Regions from separate parts of the Mus musculus genome. Here region 1 is linked to region 2. Evidence: chromatin loops called from intact Hi-C (ENCODE). Cell type or tissue: gastrocnemius. All regions are shown on one strand. Links, peaks and the distances in the headings refer to the core of each region. The heading gives the core; the rest is flanking DNA. Region 1 holds the start of Lsm2 (LSM2 homolog, U6 small nuclear RNA and mRNA degradation associated). Region 2 holds the start of Slc44a4 (solute carrier family 44, member 4).

What was found. Hi-C counts contacts between places; a loop is a spot of excess contacts. Peaks named below come from ENCODE experiments on the same cell type or tissue, not always from the same donor. Only the 100,000 strongest peaks of a DNase experiment are listed, where the experiment ranks them.
Region 1: it touches region 2 in a loop (2.1-fold over the local background); 7 of 42 quality-filtered maps call a loop at or near these places.

The regions. Positions count from the first base shown.
Region 1 is chr17:34,980,207-34,988,901 of GRCm38, reverse strand. It overlaps Lsm2 (LSM2 homolog, U6 small nuclear RNA and mRNA degradation associated), which reads right to left and starts at 7,048. Exons shown (of 5, transcript NM_001110101.2): 1 at 6,817-7,048; 2 at 6,215-6,282; 3 at 3,763-3,793; 4 at 3,594-3,653; 5 at 3,011-3,485. The coding sequence starts at 6,819. The coding sequence ends at 3,360. In gastrocnemius, for the core only: CTCF peaks have their summits at 4,469 (motif pointing right) and 8,104 (motif pointing right); DNase peaks (open chromatin) are centred at 6,826 and 7,010; H3K4me3 peaks cover 2,333 bases; H3K27ac peaks cover 1,881 bases.
Region 2 is chr17:34,908,816-34,917,510 of GRCm38, reverse strand. Ehmt2 (euchromatic histone lysine N-methyltransferase 2) reads right to left here. Exons shown (of 27, transcript NM_145830.3): 21 at 6,676-6,820; 22 at 6,456-6,533; 23 at 6,033-6,148; 24 at 5,846-5,932; 25 at 5,044-5,122; 26 at 4,702-4,877; 27 at 3,438-3,871. The coding sequence ends at 3,691. Slc44a4 (solute carrier family 44, member 4) reads right to left here and starts at 3,045. Exons shown (of 21, transcript NM_023557.3): 1 at 2,991-3,045; 2 at 816-864; 3 at 120-193. The coding sequence starts at 3,024. In gastrocnemius, for the core only: CTCF peaks have their summits at 2,048 and 5,240 (motif pointing right); a DNase peak (open chromatin) is centred at 5,284; H3K27ac peaks cover 1,151 bases.

The sequences.
Region 1 (8,695 bases), core at 220-8,219, 71 kb before region 2:
AGTGGCTCAGAGCCCTTATGATTCAATTTAAAAATCAGAGATGTATGCCATTCCTGTATAATATTCGATATTCCTGCATCTCTTAATATAGTTTCTCTATGCAGAAAGAATTGTTTTACATATTGAAACTGCTCAACTTATTCCAAATGATTGAGAATTAAAACGTCACTATTTATTCAACTACAACAAATAAGCAGAAATAGAAATCGTCCATTGTGGCCGAGAGGTGGTGGCGCATGCCTTTAATCCGAGCACTTGGGAGGCAGAGGCAGGTGGATTTCTGAGTTCAAGGCCAGCCTGGTCTACAACGTGAGTTCCAGGACAGCCAAGGCTATACAGAGAAACACTGTCTCAAAAAACAAAAATAATCTCCATGCTAACAGCAAAGGTTTAAAGAAAGAGGCTTCTATCACTTGGCAACAAGCCAAGAAAATGATACAATGTCCCATTTGTTCTTGGAAAACCAAACTCCAAATTCCAAAGGGAACCCCCCCCCCAAAGAAATTTGGCAAATGAGTATGTTTCATTTTTCCAGAGTTTAAAAAATTAGAGTATATGTTCCAGACCATAGACACATATTCGGGATTTCAATAGGTGATTGCTTTAAGTCTAAAAAGGCTGATTCTGTAGTTATACACACTTTGTGTGTTTTCAGATCAAAAAGACCAGACAAGTAGCCCTGGTGATCCAGCTTCACAGCCTCAGGAATTATTTCCTCAAAAATCTGTATCCAGGACAACTTCAACATGCCTTGCTAAGATGCTCCAGTCCCACAGGCTGTTCCAGCCAGGACTTCAATTAAGCCTTGCTCTTTCCCATCACAAGGACTGGACCACAAATGATACAACTAGCTAGCTCTCCCAGGACTTGACCAATATCTCAATTTTCTTAAGGTCCTCAAAAAATGCTGTTGCCCTCAGGAAGTATTTTAAGAGAACAATGCCGCCATTCCTAAGAGGTGGGATGGGTGGGTTTTGCTCATTTGCTGGGTGATGGATATTTGTCATTGTTTAAGGGGGATGGGTCACACGCTGTTAATGGTCTTAGTCAACCAGGAAACCCAGTAAAATTAGATTCAGGGATCTCTTTCTTTCCTCCTTTCTCTCCTATCTAGTATTAGTGGGAAGGGAGAGGAGAGGTGGTGAAAAGAAAAAGGGGAATATAGAGATGATAGGATAAAAGGGTAGATTATTGAATCTACTTCTCTTTTTTTTTTTTTTAAGATTTATTATAATATGTAAGTACACTGTAGCTGTCTTCAAACACACCAGAAGAGGTCATTAGATCTCATTACAGATGGTTGTGAGCCACCATGTGGTTGCTGGGATTTGAACTCAGAACCTCTGGAAGAGTACTCAGTGCTCTTAACCACTGAGCCATCTCTCCAACCCAAATCTACTTTTATATTAATGAACATCAATAAGCCAAATATTTTCCCATGAGTATATTTTTGTATACTGATATGCATTCAAGATTATATTTTTGTTTTATCATATTGTATATGTTTCAACTAGTTTAGAGTATTGCACCACAGCAACTCATTTAAAAATCTAAAGTTCTAAAATCCTTAAATGATACTATATTACAAACTGTTTAGGATAATTAAGAAATGCAAGTTAGTAATTAATCAAATTGTGGTCATGGCAGATATTAGTTTAGCTAATTACAGAAATAAGAGTTATTTAGCCTTCTGTAGATGTTTTCAAAGTTAAGTAGATAGTAAATAGCTAGAAACAAGCAATGTTTGCCTATTCAGATATGCTATATATAGTCTTGAGATCTAGATTATGGTATTTAAGATTTTGGGGGGGGGGGGCGTTTCGAGACAGGGTTTTTCTGTATAGCCCTGGCTGTCCTGGAACTCACTTTGTAGACCAGGCTGGCCTCGAACTCAGAAATCTGCCTGCCTCTGCCTCCTGAGTGCTGGGATTAAAGGCGTGTGCCACCACGCCCCGCTCTTAAGATGTTTTAATAACATAAGGCTTTTCATGCCAGAGCTCCTGCCAGCACCCCAATACTACCTCTAAGAAGATGGTGGTTGGGGCTAGAGAGATGGCTCAGCGGTTAAGAGCACTGACTGCTCTTCTGAAGGTCCTGAGTTCAAATTCCAGCAAGAAGACAGCTAGTGTACTCACATATAATAATCTTAAAAAAAAAAAAGTTTAAGAAGATGGTGGACACTGAAGAACCTCTAATTGGGAGTTTGCTTCTAAAGTGGCTGAAGTAGAAACTTCTAGTTTCTTTGGAAAGTCGATTATGTCAAATGATGTTTTCCTGGGGCACACAGGTGAAAGAATGTCTTGCTATAGCAGACACATAAAAGAGCGCATGATAAACGAGTGTAAATATTACCCTACAAACGGGGAGCATGAGAACTGGTTTGGTTTGCTCTGCCTTGCTATTCTTTGCTAATGACACCTGTGACCTGGTTCACCTTGCATAGCGTTGTTGAGCTCCACTTGCAGTAATGCTGCCATTGAGAGAAACTCACCCAAGAACTGCTCGTGAGGTTCCTGTAGCTTTTTGCTGCTTCAGTGGCTCAACGTCTTCTGGCAAGCCGGGTGGCTTCTTCAGGATTGAACTACAACTGCTAGTTCATGCTAGCTAAGAGGACTGGACTACAGCTGCTGGTTTATGTGTGGGGTCTGCCTGTCCGAAAGAACCATCTGCAGCTGCAGTTTCATATTTGGTATTTGCTACAGGACTGAACTGCTGATAAAGATTGAGCTCACCTATTGCTAAACCAATCTACTTCCCCCACATCCTAAGAGCTTTCTCTTCCATTACCTTTGGTGGGTGGTGGGCTGGAGGAAAGGCTGGATGTTTAAGAGTTGGCACTGGCACCTTAATTTACCCGACTACAAGCTTTAGGGCAGAAGTACATCATGCTGGTAAATCAGGTTGGAATCTTGGTTGGAGATGGGAGGAGGAGGAATGTAGGGTGCTGGAGTGTCAGTGAATTCAACATCCTTTCTCAACTCCCTGCCCAAAGCAGACGACAAACCAGGAATTCAGCTTGCATCATAAGTTTTATTCCCGATGCGGGACAGATCTTTCCATCCCTCAAATGTATTACATGTCGCCACGGAAGGGCTTAGGATGCTGCTCCCATCTCCAGGAAAGATGAGAAAAAGGTACAGACTGGGAGCCAGTCCAGGACCATTCTGCAGTTCCTGGCTCTCTTACCCTCCCTTCTCAGCAGAGGAATTATCTCTCATCCATTCAGTTAAAAAGAAAAAAAAAAAATCATTAACAAAACAAAACACACCTTAAGTATTGGGCAGGGGTGTTCTTGTCCTCAGTAGGACGTCAAGTTCTGGGTCACCAATGGGGAAGTGAGGGGGAGGGGGGAGGTGCCATCACTGCTTCTGCTGAAGGGCTTCCTTCCTTGCTGCATCCTGTAGCAGTTGTGTGTCCACCTCATCTGCTGGCAGCTGCACATAGCGGACGACTGAGCCCCTGATGAAGCAGTTCTTGACTGATAACTGGAGACAAATATGAAAGCACCTCCATTAAAAGTGTGTCCTCCGGCCACCCAGGGGCCTTTTGCTTTAAAGGTTTCCTCCTCCTCCCCCTCCCCAGCCCCAACTTACCATGTGAGGGTATTTCTCAGGGTCTGTGACACTGATGTCGGTTAGTTTGATATTGAGGTACTAAGAAAGAGGAACATCGTCATTAACCCTAGAGACAAGATACAACAACCCACCCTCACTGGCTGCTTTCCTTCCCCAAGAACAAACTGACCCTTATTGTATATCTCACCTGGTCCACAGAGTGGAGGGTTCCACAGATGCTGTCAAGGGCAAAGAGGGAAGAAGCATTGGTTTATGCTGAAATCAGCGTGGAGGGAAAAATCAAAACTAGAACGACAAGTCGGGGAGGAACTTAAGGACCTGAGGCCTGCAGGCAGCATCTGTGAGTTCTGAGGTAGAAACGAAAATGCATCCCAGACTCAGTCTTTGCTCACACCAATGCATCAGAAGCTAATATTTAACTACTGCAGGCCAGGCTTGCATTCCATTTACTACTTGTATTTCCCTTTAAAGACAGGATCTCACTGCGCCCAGGCTGGCCTCAAACTATGGCAATCCTCCTACCTCCACTTGTGGAACTACAGCTGGGACCCACTATTCATGATCATTCCCCACTGGGTTTCTCTGTGAGGACCTAGAACTAGCTATGTAGATAAGGCTGGCCTCAAACTCACACCTGTTTCTGCCTCTACCTCCTGAGTGCTGGATTAAAGGTTTAAGGGATGCACTGCTATCAACACCACTTAGCTAATCATCTTTCAAAGTATTATCATCCTCCAGGATATGAGAGAGGTCATGGAAGGTAACAAAACTTACAACCAATAAACTGAAGGTCAGCCCAGATCTGCATGACTCCCAGAAGCATCAACTATTATTTTTAAAATATTGATTTTTATTATTTGTGTGTATGTGCATGTAGTTACCCACAGAGACCAGAAGAGGGCATCAGATCACTTGCAGCCAGAGTTCTAGGTAGGTGTGAATCACCTAATGTAGTTGCTGGAAACTGAACTCTTATTTTTCAGGGAGAGCAACAAGTTTTGTTTTGTTTTAAAGATTTATTTATTATTATATCTAAGTACACTGTAGCTGTCTTCAGACACTACAGAAGAGGGCGTCTGATGTCCGCTCTCTTTACAGATGGTTGTGAGCTACCATGTGGTTGCTGGGATTTGAACTCAGGACCTTCGGAAGAGCAGTCAGTGCTCTTAAAATCTCTGAGCCATTTCTCCAGCCCCCAGCAAGCTCTTTTTAAAGCACTGAGCAATCTCTGCAGCTTCCCTAACTGTTATTTGTAAACATTTACTGCTTTGGAGTCACAGACCTATGTACACATACTGGTAGCTGGAATTACTCTTTATTATTTTTGCTACACTCTTTTTTTTCTCGTATGAGTTTTTTGTTTGTTTGTTTGGTTTTTTTTTGTTTTTGTTTTTTTTCGAGACAGGGTTTCTCTGTGTAGCCCGAGTGCTGGGATTAATGGCCTGCGCCACCACACCCGGCTTCTTCTTCTTTTTTAAAAAATTGGATATTTTCTTTATTTACATTTCAAATGTTATCCCCCCCAACTTATCTTTAATAATGAAGATACAAGTCAAGTCTTCTCAGTTCTCCAGCCCTCTAGCCCCTAAGCAAGGTTATCAAGGCCAGTGCTCCCATACCACCTTACATGCCCCACCTTATATTATATTTACCCTCTGTGTAACCAACTTTAACCACCTCAGATCCTGAGTTTTACTTCCTCACTCTCTACATCCTATGAATCCCCACAGCTCTGTAGACCATTCGTGTGATTTGACTTTTAGACTATGAAAGGTCTTAGTCTGCACCTCAGTCTGGGCCAGCTTCTAACTTGGCCACACTGGTCAGAACCATCCTGCTGGTCAACCACTGATGTGTGTTCAAAGGTTTCAAGAGTCTACAAATAAAGTTATTTTGCTGGGCGGTGGTGGCACACGCCTTTAATCCCAGCACTCGGGAGACAGAGGCAGGCGGATTTCTGAGTTCGAGGCCAGCCTGGTCTACAGAGTGAGTTCCAAGACAGCCAGGGCTATACAGAAAAACCCTGTCTGGAAAAAAAAAAAAAAGTTATTTTAAAGAGAAACATGAGGGCTGCATATGAAGTTCACTTGTTGAGCATGCCCAGTACATGAAAGAAAACAAAAGCAAACAAAACCCGGCTTCAATGAAACTATAATTTTCGAAGCACTATTAGGAACCAAGTAGACCTTAACGGATGTGACAAGAACCCATAAACATATTTCCAGTGGTACAGCATTTAAGCATTTACCCCAACTCCTGAATCGTTAAGAGCAAATGATACAGCCAGGCAAATCCTAGCACTCAGGAGACAGAGGCATGTGGATCTGTGTGTTCCAGGACAGCCAGGACTACACATACATGTTACTTAACTGTATCTCACTGTGTAACTCCGGATGGCCCTGGACATATGTAGACCAAGCTGTCCTTGAACTCACACCTCTGCGTTCAGTGTTGGGATTACAAGCATGTGTCACAATACCAGGCTCACTCTTAAACTAATCTTTTACACTTAAGACGAAAGGTATTTCTTCTGTGTTTTGCCTACCTACTCTGAAGTAACTTTGTCAACAACAACGACAAAAAGGATCAGGACACCCGGCACCCCCACCTTCCACCAACTCGCTAAAATAAGGACCTACCTCAGGTCATTCTTGAGTTCCACGACTACATCCTTGCCCACAAGAGACTTGAAAAAGGAGTAGAAGAGCTATTGGAAAAGAGGGAGGAACTATCACATGAAAAGGGACGGGGAGGAGGAGCCCGTGACAGTATTTTGAAATACTAGTCTTTGTAGCCCCTCCTAGTAGTTCTCAAAACTTCATAACCAACAACAATCCGTTAAACGGGACTCTGCAGTTCACGGAGCCACGGAGTGACAGGACCTGCGTTGCACCCCTCGACGCTAGAACCCACTCTCTGAGTCGACCACCTCCCAGCTGAGACCGCTTCCCAACCGCACCCTCACAAAGTCCTCGTCAACAGCACAGAAGTGCAAGGCTCGCTTCCCGTTCTCCCCCGGCGCCCGTGGGCTTTCTCTTGGACTTGCTAAAGGTTTCCCCCAAAACACCATCGGCTCCGAGCAGCCTCCTCACACTGGGGTGTGGGCAGTAAGGCTGTACGGAAAACCCTGGGGCCTGGCTGCCGCCCCAAGCGACCGACACGAGTGCCCGCACCCACGCCCGCACGGTTCGAACCGCCCGCCGCGAGCGGCGGCGCTCCCTTTTGACGTCACGGTACCCACCATGGTGCTGGCGCCACGCGGGGCGGCCTGGACCGCGAAGGAAGGCGCCGGGGACTGCGAGCCGGAGGCAGGGCGGGAGCCGGAGCGCGAGCCCGCGCGTGAAGCAAGACTGGATCACGCAGGCGCACGGGGAGCCGCGAAAACCTCGGCTGAATTCAGGCTCAAAGGGAGCGGGGTAGGGCAGAGCCGAGAGGACCGCCAAACCGGTAGAGGGGCGGAACTTCCTGTCCCCCCCACTTCCTCCCGAGCAGCCGCTTTCTCACAAGCGCATGCGTGGGCCGTGGCAGCTGCGCGTTGGACGTAGTTCGTCTCTTTTTCTGATGGTTGTTGAGACTTTTCTCTCTGCCGCGTGATTAGCTCGTAGTCTACGTTTTCTATGGGGAATTATTGGGAAGATTGAGAAAATTATGACTTGCGTATTCTTTAGTAAAATTTAAAATGTTGCTAAGAGCTGGACAGCGTTCGTGCCCAACTGGAATCCTGGAGTTGAGACGGGAGGATTCTGGTTTAGAGGTCAACTAAAGCTATTATAGCAAGACCCTGTGTCAGAGAATAAAATATACACCAATACACACTGGTTATGGTGTGTGTGAGTGTGAGAGAGAAACCGGAACACAAATCCTGATTCTTATCAAAGGTTCCCAGTAAGTAAGTTTCTCTCAATTTCAGTCTTTTGGGGTGCAAAGTTGACCCAGAGCGGACACATTCTAAGCAAAGCAAATGAACAACATCCCAGCTCTAATGTTATATATATATATATAATTTGGCATAGGACTCGTCTGTAAAGGACTAAACTGACTGGAACTCAGTGACAGAAATATTTTACTTTATCTTAGCTTTTTTTGTGTGTGTTTGACAGTTTTTGCCTGTATGTTATGTCTGTACTACATGAGTTCCTGGTAGAAGAGAGGGCTTCAAATGCCCTGGGCCTGGAGTTACAATGGTGAGCCTCCTTGTGGGTGCTGGCAATCAAATCTGGGTGTTCTGGAAGAGCAACAGATGCTTGTAACTGCTGATCCATCCCTGCATTACTGAAATATTTTCAACTAGATCACCGACAGATACTACTTTGGATGTTCTGGGAACAGCATTACCAGGCTTGTAACATGCTGGTTGTGAAGGAGTTCACAAGAGCTGACTGATTTAAAAAAAAAACAAAAAACTAGAAAAGCCTCAGTAGGCAAGTTCCAGAGAAGAAAGAGATGGTCTGAGATGAAAGGGCTTTGTTGTTATTTCGATTGACTTGTTTTATGTAAGTATGCTGTGGCTTTCTTCAGACATCCAGAAGAGGGCATCAGATCCCACTACAGATGATTGTGAGCCACTCTGTGCTTGCTGGAAATTGAACTTAGGACCTCTGGAAGAGCAGTCAGTGCTCTTAACTGCTGAGCCATCTCTCCAGCCCTATTGTTTTTTTTTTTTTAAATAATTACATTAAGTGGGAAGTTGCTAGGTTGTATCTTCTGTGGATATCATGTCTGGATAAATAGGGAAACACTTTCTATTCTGTCTTCTCTTCTTGAGGCTGGCTGTAGGTGCAAGGCAGTCACGGGACACAGGTGAAAATTCTGAGAGTCTAAACCTGCTGATTGCAGGGTGGAATTCTCTAGTGTAATAATCTAAATAGATTGTAGCCAGGGTTTCCTGGGGGTGGGAGTGAGGGCTGGAGCATGCATGACTGTGTAGGCCAGAGATAGATACTGCCTGTTCTTTCCACCTTATTTAATATTTTAAAATTGTATATGTGTGAGCGTTTTTCCTTGCATGTCCATCTGTGTACACATGGGCAGTGCTCCCAGACACTAGAAGAGAGTGTTGGATCCTCTAGAGTTACAGTTGTTAGCCACCACATAGGTGCTGGGAATCAAACCCTGGTCCT
Region 2 (8,695 bases), core at 270-8,269:
ACAGGGGCACAACAGGATCACAGGAAGGCAGAGACTTGGGGGCTGGCAGCTATGGGGTAATCCCTCCTTGGGTTTCTGTCCTCACCCTCGGTCCCAGCTCTGGGTAGCTAGAAACTTACCCACAAGCCCCACTATGATGTAACCCAAAATGAAGATCAGGAAGAGGACACAGCAGATGATGTCTGTGCAGCCCCTGGGGAGAGACGCACGTCTGAGCTACGGCATGTGTAATCATGGAGTGGGGAGTTGGGAGGTGTGGTTTGAGGGGTGGGTTAGTGTTTAGAGGATTGGAGAATGCTAGAAAGATCGGCATTCTTTTTGTTGTTGTTGTTTAGTTTAGTTCAGATTTTTGTTTTTCCAGATAAGGTTTCTCTGTGTAACCCTGGCTGTCCTGGAACTCACTCTATAGACCAGAACTCACTCTGGCCTTGAACTCAGATCCATCTGCCTTTGCCTGGAATTAAAGTGCTGGGATTGAAGATGCCCACCACTACTGTCTGGCAAGATAGACATTCTTTATCTACTTTAAGAAACCTCTTTTTAGGATGAGAATTCTTCTGCTGAAATATTGCACAGATAATAACAAACATACATACATACATAGAGAGAGAGAGAGAGAGAGATCATGTGCAGTTGCTTCTTTTCCTCACATATACACACACCTGAGTAGCTAGCACCCAAGTCCAGAAGTAGAGTGACCCAGTACCCCGAGTCCCCTCAAGTCCTTCTAGACAACACAGATGCCTCAGGGGACCAGGTTCTTGCATTAAACCAAATCCTCCCCACATCTCTCGGGGCCACTGCCCGTAGCTCACCTGTTTTTGATGGGGCCTCGAAAGGAGGGGTCATATTTGGCCGAATTCCCTGGAGGGGGGAGTAGAGAATAAGGCATTGAGGGTCTCTTCCCCCACATCCAGTCGCTCTCAGACACTCAATGGTCCCAGGCGCCTGTCTAGCTCACTAACAGGACTGGACCTGGATTAGCAGTATCCTGGTCAGAGAGCAGCCCCATGGTTGCCAGCTTGTGACTGCTACTGGGCAACAGCTGGGAGGTGGGGCCTTTATTTTTGGCAATCTTAGATATCAAATCTATGGTTTCTTACATGGGAGGCAAGTGCTCTGCCACTAAACTGTAACCACAGCCAACTATTTTATTTATTTATTTACTTTTTTTTTTTTTTTTTGGAGACAGGGTTTCTTTGTAAAGTTTTAGCTTCTTGGAACTATCTCTGTAGCCCAGGCTGGCCTTGAACTCACAGAGATCTGCCTGGCTCTGTCTCCCAGGTGTTGGGATTAAAGGCATGTGTCTCCAGGCCGCAGCCATTTGTTTTAAATTTTACTTTGTATTTCAGACAAGATCTTGCTGAGTTCTCCAAGCTGGACTTAAACTTGCTTCAGCCTCCTGACTGGTTTTTAGAATAAGCTTCTGAAAGTGGTTCTTAAAGGGACTCAAGGCTTCTGAGTAGTGTGTAACCCAGGTTCTGGGACTCCCTCTTAGTGGCTCGCAGACCCCAGTCCTATCTCTGTCCTCCAGCCTGTTCCAAGTCATCTCTGGACTATCCAGTCTGGGAGCCCCTCAGGGGACCATCATCACTTATCTCAGCCCTCTGGCCCAAGGATATGACAAAGAAAGGATAGTAAAGCTATGAAACCCTGCAGGGCAATGGGAGCTCCGAAGACCGCCCCACCACCACCACCCCACTCCGGCTACCGCACGGCTCTGGGTGGCCAGCCAGATTGACACCTGAGCCGGCTGCTGTGGTTGTGGCCTTGTGGCCACGTCCTGTTCCTGGTCCTCCTTGAGTACACAGGGGAGGGGGCGGGGCAGGGCGGGGCCAGGCTGCCAGGGTCCTGGTGGGCACTGAGGGACAGCTGAGGGGTGGGCTAGCCTGGGGCAGGTATCTTCTTTTGTGGGCATTTTGGACTCTGTCCCACCCGGGCTCACAGACACAGGGTCAATGATTGACCCAAGGCTGTTCCAGGAAGTTTTCTGTGCTCTGGCTATTACTCGGTCTTCTAGGGGACACCAGCCCCACCTAGAGGAGGCCCAACCCTCAGCCCTCTCTCTTCCCCGTCCAGTCTCAGGATCTGGGGGAAAGATTTCCAGCCCTTTACTTCAGCAGTTCTGGAAACAGGCCTCCCCTGTTTCCCCTCAGACCTCCCCTTCCACACAGCCCTGGCCCCGATTACTTAAAGTGCTCTAGATACACCAACATACACACTTCTTCCCAACTGAAACCTGAAGGCAGGTGTCAGTTGTCTCTCCACCTTAGGCCCCACTCCTCACAGGGGTCCTTGCAGGCAGACCCTAGCATCTCGGGGTCCCACCCCAAATTCTCACAAGAATTCCTTTAGTCCACGGTACCTGCCCCCCCCCCTCTGGGACTCTAGCATGCAGACCCCAGCAGCTCAGGGTCCCAGGCCCTCCATTTCACAGGAATCCTAGCAGGCTGACTGCAGAAGTTTGGGGTTCCAGCCCCCTACTCCTCAAAGGACTTTATTAGTTCAGAGGCCCATCTCCCCAACTCTTCACACAGATCCCAACAGGAGTCTCAGCTCCTGCCTCTTCACAGGGTGTGGGTTGACAGACACCCCCCCCCCCAGCAACCACAGCGCAGGACACTGCTGGACTCTAAGTCCAGAGCATCGGGACCCTAACCTGCCTCCTAACCACACAGGCTTTGTTTGCTAGGGCTCTGCCCTCAGGGACCTACAGCCCAGGCCTGACCTCCCCACTCCGCTGGCCACACAGGGACGCCAGCCCCAACTCCTGCTCATCCAGGTTCCATTTAGTATGCAAGATCTTTCTGGCGGCTCAGACCATCCTTCCAGGACCTGATTCTGTCTCTTTTCCTTGACTCCTGTTTTCCTGTAGCCGCTCCTCAGAGACCCAGGACTCCAGTTCCTCTGTCAGGATCCAACCTCAGCTGCCATGGCTGCAGAGCCCGGCCACCTCTCTCCAGAGCCCGGGCCTCTGCCCCTAGCCTTACCGTGAGCCTCGTTCTCATTCTGCTTTCTCCCCATGGCTCAGTCTCCGGAGTGATTGGAGCCACGGAGACCTAGCCGCTCACCTGCCGCCCGCCCCGCCCTCCCTCCCAGACGTCACAGCCCCGCCCCTGCCTGTGGTCCTCTACAGTTCCTTTTTCAGATCTCAACTCTTGACCAGCCCAGGGGTACCAGGGCTCAGAACTGGGTCCCAGGAGCTGCTTACCGGGTCTGCTACGGACCGCAGCAGGAAGAAACCGGAGCACTTTGATAAGGAAACACTGCATAATTGTTTAGAGTACTTCAACTGTGGCACACCCAAACCTCTAGGTTGTGATTTGCTTTTCCTTAAACCCCTGTGGCCAGTGGGTGCCCCACAGCTGTTCTCTTCCACCCCACAGCCACAGCTTGCTTCCTACCCAACTGTCCCCTCAGCCCCATAGTCCTCATCGTCCTGAAACAATCACCAGACAGTTTATTACCAAACCCAACATTTATTGAGAACACAGAAAATCAGCTGGCAGAGGCCCAACTTCAATCAGCTAACTGAGGCCAGGCTCAGTGGGGAAGGCCAGCCCTGAAGTCACTTGCACTCCCAGTGAGAAACCAGCTCTGGGAGAGGGGCCATCGACCTTCCAGGCCTTACTGGGGTCTCTGATGGAGAAATGTCTGAAGGGCAGTGCCCGGCCTGGATTTTAAGAGTCCTCAGGTGTTGATGGGGGGCAGGGAGCTGAGGTCAGGGAGCAGCTCCGGGTGGGGGTCCAGCCGGGCCAGGCGGCTCTGCTCCAGGGCGATGGCCTCCGCTGAATGCTTGCACTTCTCAGAGCCACACTGGCAGGTGAAATACTTGCTCTTGATGTCCCAGAATCGGTCACCGTAGTCAAAGCTGGCAGAGGAAACACAGGAGCTCTTGGCCCTTGGATCTAGACACTTCAAACCCATCTCATAGAGCCCAGGAGCCCTCTTGAGGGATCCACCTTCTTCCACCCAACCACTCCTGCAGATGGACTCCAGGTCCTTGTTGGCTCTGTTGACTCACACTCCCAGAGAACTGTCATAAATGCAGGCTTCTAGCCTTCCTGCCTTGTGACCAGACTCTCCCGAGGCTCTGCGGGAAGTGGGATGCAGCCTGCCCAGGGCCTAGTATACTCAACCATCCAGCCAACCCACACTAGCCCCCATCCCCCTTCTTGTTTTTTGCTTAAGATAGGGTCTCTCTACATAGGCCTGGCTGTCCTGAACTCTGTAGTTAGCCCAGGCTGGCCTTGAATTTGTAGGTACTTCTGCTTCAAGCTCTTTCAAACACTAGCATGACAGGCATGTGATACCAGGGCAACCTGGACTTCTCTTGTTTTGTTTTGACACAGGGTCTCACTCTGTAGCCCAGACTCTTTGTGATCCTCCTGCCTCAGCCTCCTGAGTGCTGTGATCATGAATGTATGTTCCTACTCCTGCCTTACACAGTTTTAACAAGCCTTCCAAGGGACACCTAAGAACACCAAAGGAAGCCGGGTATGGTAGCACACACCTTTAATCCCAGCACTTGGGAGGCAGAGGCAGGCAGATTTCTGAGTTCGAGGCCAGCCTGGTCTACAGAGTGAGTTCCAGGACAGCCAGGACTACACAGAGAAACCCTGTCCCGAAAAACCGGGAAAAAAAAAAAAAAAAAAAAAAGAACACCAAAGGCTGGTCAGTGCCCTCAGGCTGGCTCCTCACCCCAGCTCCTCCCCAGTCCGGATGTCCCTGGAGCTGAAGAAGGCAATGCGTGGGAACCGTAGATCTTGGTGCAGCATGAAAACCCGGACAGGGATGATGTTGGGGTCACACAGGTGGTTAATGAATCGGCTGATGTTGCCATAGTAACGGGCATCAATGCAGTAAACCTCGCCATCCTGGGGGTGGAGACACAGTGTTCTTAATATCCACTTCTATCCACTTGCCTGGCTAGTGTTCCTGCAGTGACACCCAGTCCCTCCACCCAGGCTTCCAGTCCCAGATGTTACAGGTGGCTGCACAAAGCAGCCTTTGGTAGTTGAGGGCAGAGGTGCTGCATCCCACCTTGTTATCTAAATCGAAGAGGTAAGAATCATCCTCTCTCACATCAGCCTCGGCATCAGAGATCAGCTCTCCTACATACCTGTTGGACGGAAACTTCAGTTCTGCATGAACAGTGAGCAGGGCTCCCGGCCCCACCTTCCCACTCAGTTCTCAGAGCCCAGGGGAGAGATGCAGGACATGGTCCAGCCACTAGGGGTCGCTGTGCAGCTGTAGACAGGCAGGTGGGAGGCTCTGTACAGGTGGAGCCTGCAAGACCTGAGCAGGCATGGTGGGAGATGACGTGTGTGTGTGTGTGTGTGTGTGTGTGTGTGTGTGTGAGCCTGTGTTCTGGGGATTAGCATCCCTGGTGGCTGGCTGGGTGGAAAGTTGCCAGGCTTAGACATTAGGAGGTGTGTGCACCAGGAACTATCAAACAGGTGGTAGGCTCTGCGCAGCTACATCAGTCATGAGGTCGCCCCATGTGGCTGGAAGAGGAATTGCCCAAGAGAAGTGGGTGTCTGAGAAGTTGAGGGAACAGAGAAACTGGGAGGTCCTCGGAGCAGGTGAAGGGGCTTCTCTGCTCTAAAGGCCACAGAGAACCTAGGTGAGTCTGACGGCAGAGGGGAGGAAGTGCACAGGAAAAAGCTATTCTCCACTTTACAGATCTGTCTGCCACAGGCATGCTCCATCTAGGCAGCGTGCAGGTAAAGGGGGGACATGATGTTTGGAAATACACTCGGTGGGCGAGCAGAGACATGTATCCTGACATGGAGCTCTAGGGTCAGCAGAGCCCTCATGCACCACGGCCTCACAGTGAACTTACTCGCAGATGAACGTGCCCTGGGGGATGGTCTGCAAGGCTCGGACCCCCCAGCCCATCTTGGCAGTCCGGTAGAGCTGCAGCCGTACCCTAGAGGTGGAGAGGGAGTCACACTGAGTGTGGGACACCTGGGAGGGCCCCAGGGGAGGGGAGGCGGAGGCGAGGCAGGGTGCCGGGGCGCGCGCCTCACTTGATGCCGCTCTGCACCACGCGGTTCTTGCAGCTTCTCCAGCAGGAGCATGCCTGGTTACACTCAAAGATCAGGGGGGGCTCGATCTTGTTAAACTCCTGGAGCAGCCGCCCGTCCTGGGGTGCGGAGGGAGGGGATAGTGGTTTCTCTGTGGGGCCCATTTCAGCTGCCCTGGACCCAGAGGACTCCACAGGAAACTCCACTCTGACCCCAGCCAAGAGCAGAAGAGCAAGGTGCAGAGTCTGCAGGCTGAGGTCAGAGACCAGGAAGTGTGCGCGCAGGCACTAGAGCGCGCATTTGCATATACTCCAGCAGAGAGGCCCATTGCATTCCTGGCAGGGCTTCCTGCCACACCCTGTGTCTCTTCCCCAACACAGCAGGGTCCTGGCTCCTTGGCAGACCTGCCAGGTGAGGGTCACGTACCTTGTCATACCAGCATCGGATACTGAGCTGACCACATAGGCAATTGGAGCTGGAGCAGTCATCCACACACGTGCAGTGCTGTGGGAGAAAAGTAGGAGTGAGTGGGGTTCATGTTCCAGGACAGTGAGTGGTGGTGGTCCCAGTGTGAGGGGGAGTCTTCATGCCCCCCATCCTGGTGTGGAGGTGCTCCCACAGCATGGTGAGCGGGGCTGTGCCTTACCTGCAGATGGGTGATGTTGCGGTCGATGTTCATGGTCGATGTCTCGCAGTTCTCAGAGATGTACTTGTAGTCCTCCGGGCACGGCTCCCCATCCACACCATTGACACAGGGGATGGGTACATTCTCATAGCCTCGGGCTACGTCCCTACAGAAGGGGCAGATAAGGTCAAAGTGGGGCAGAGTAGTTCTGAGGGGAGGATTCCTTGATCTAAGGGTGCTGGCACTTTTATCTCAGCACATGCAGGGAGACGTTCTTGAAAACAAACAAAGACACCACGGAGAACAATCTCGGCTAAGAAATAGTTATGTCCCAAGTAGTGACTGGGTTATTTCTGTTTCTTGGTGAGAATGCAGACTGAGCCCAACAGCACGGTGCATACTAGGCCAATAAATGCTCGCCCACTGACCGATGTTCCCAGCCCCGACCTTTTCTCATTCCTTGGTGAGATACAGCATCCTATAGCCCCGGCTGGCCCCAGACTGAAAGATAGCAGAGAATGACTTCGACAGTCTATTCTCCTGCCCTGGCTCCCGAGTGCTAGGGTCAGAGGCATATGTCACCACCCCAATGGACTCTGGACTTTTAAATTTTAGCTGGAGACTGAGTCTTGCTACAATGCCCCAGCTGGCCTTAAACGTGAAGTTATGATTTTCCCGCCTCTGCCTCCTCAGATGCTATAAGGACAGACAAACACCAAAGTACTCAGCTTGCACAGAACACATCTGGATTACAAACTTACATATCTTTTTGTTTTGTTGGTTTTTGTGGTTGGTTTTTTTGAGACAGGGTTTCTCTGTATAGCCCTGGCTGTCCTGGAACTCACTTTGTAGACCAGGCTGGCCTCAAACTCAGAAATCCCCCTGCATCTGCCTCCTGAGTGCTGGGATTAAAGGAGTGCACCACCACGCCCGGCAACCCACCTCCTTCTTTGAGACAGCATCTCACTGTACAGCCCTGGAACCCAGAAATCAGCCTGCCTCTGCCTCTGCCTCTGCCTCCAGAGCGAGATTAAAGGTCTACACCACTCTCCGCCTGGCCCGAGCAGCCTCATGTCTGAGTGTGGTGTGCACAGGATACAATGAGATGGAAAGCTCAGAGGGCAGTCCTCGGGAGGCAGCTCTCTCCTTCTGGTGGGTTCATGGCTTAAACTCCACACGCACTTTCAGCAGTTGGGCCGCCTCACACTAGCTTTGTGGTTGTTTTTGTTTTGTTTGTTTTTCCTTTTTTAAGTTTTGAGTCTCATTGAGCCTCCAATATGCAGGCTCAAGAGGTAGTCTTCCTCCTTGGCCTTCAGAATAGAAGGGATCACAAGTAACACCTAGCTCCTCTCTGAAATTCTTATCTATCTGGGTGTCTGCCTCAAACTTGAAATCCTCCAGCCTCCACCACCTCGAAGGCTTGGAAAACATGTCCTTTTTGTTCTCTTGTCCTTTTTTGTTTGTTTTCTGAGACAGGGTTTCTCTGTGCAGCCCTGGCTGTCCTGGAACTCACTTTGTAGACCAGGGGTCCTCAAACTCAGAAATCCACCTGCCCCTGCGTCCCAAGTGCTGGGATTAAAGGTGTGCACCACCAATGCCCGTCTCCTCTTTCTTTTGTTTAAAGATTAAGGTCTCATTATGTGGCCCTTGTTGGCCTGGAACTTATTACATAGATACAAAGCAGGCTGGCCTCAAGTTCAAAACAATCAGCTGTCTGCCTCCTTCATGCTGAGATTACAGGTGTGGGTCACCACACCCTGCCCTCAGCTTTTTTCAACTGTGTGTGAGAGTGTCATGAGGTGTGTTTGTAAGCCAGAGGACAATTTGGAGGAGTTGACTTTCTCCATGTGAGTCCAGGGACTGACCTCTGTTAGGCTTGGCCACAGGCTCCCTTGTCCACTGAGGGTCTCACTGGCTGAGTCCCTTATTTCCACCTCCCCTAGTGGCAAGATGATTCTAGCAATTCTCGGGATGTCCTGTGCCTGGGAAGGGGCCTGGGACTGGCCAACGTGGGCCGTGGCAGTGGGCATGGATGTCTGGA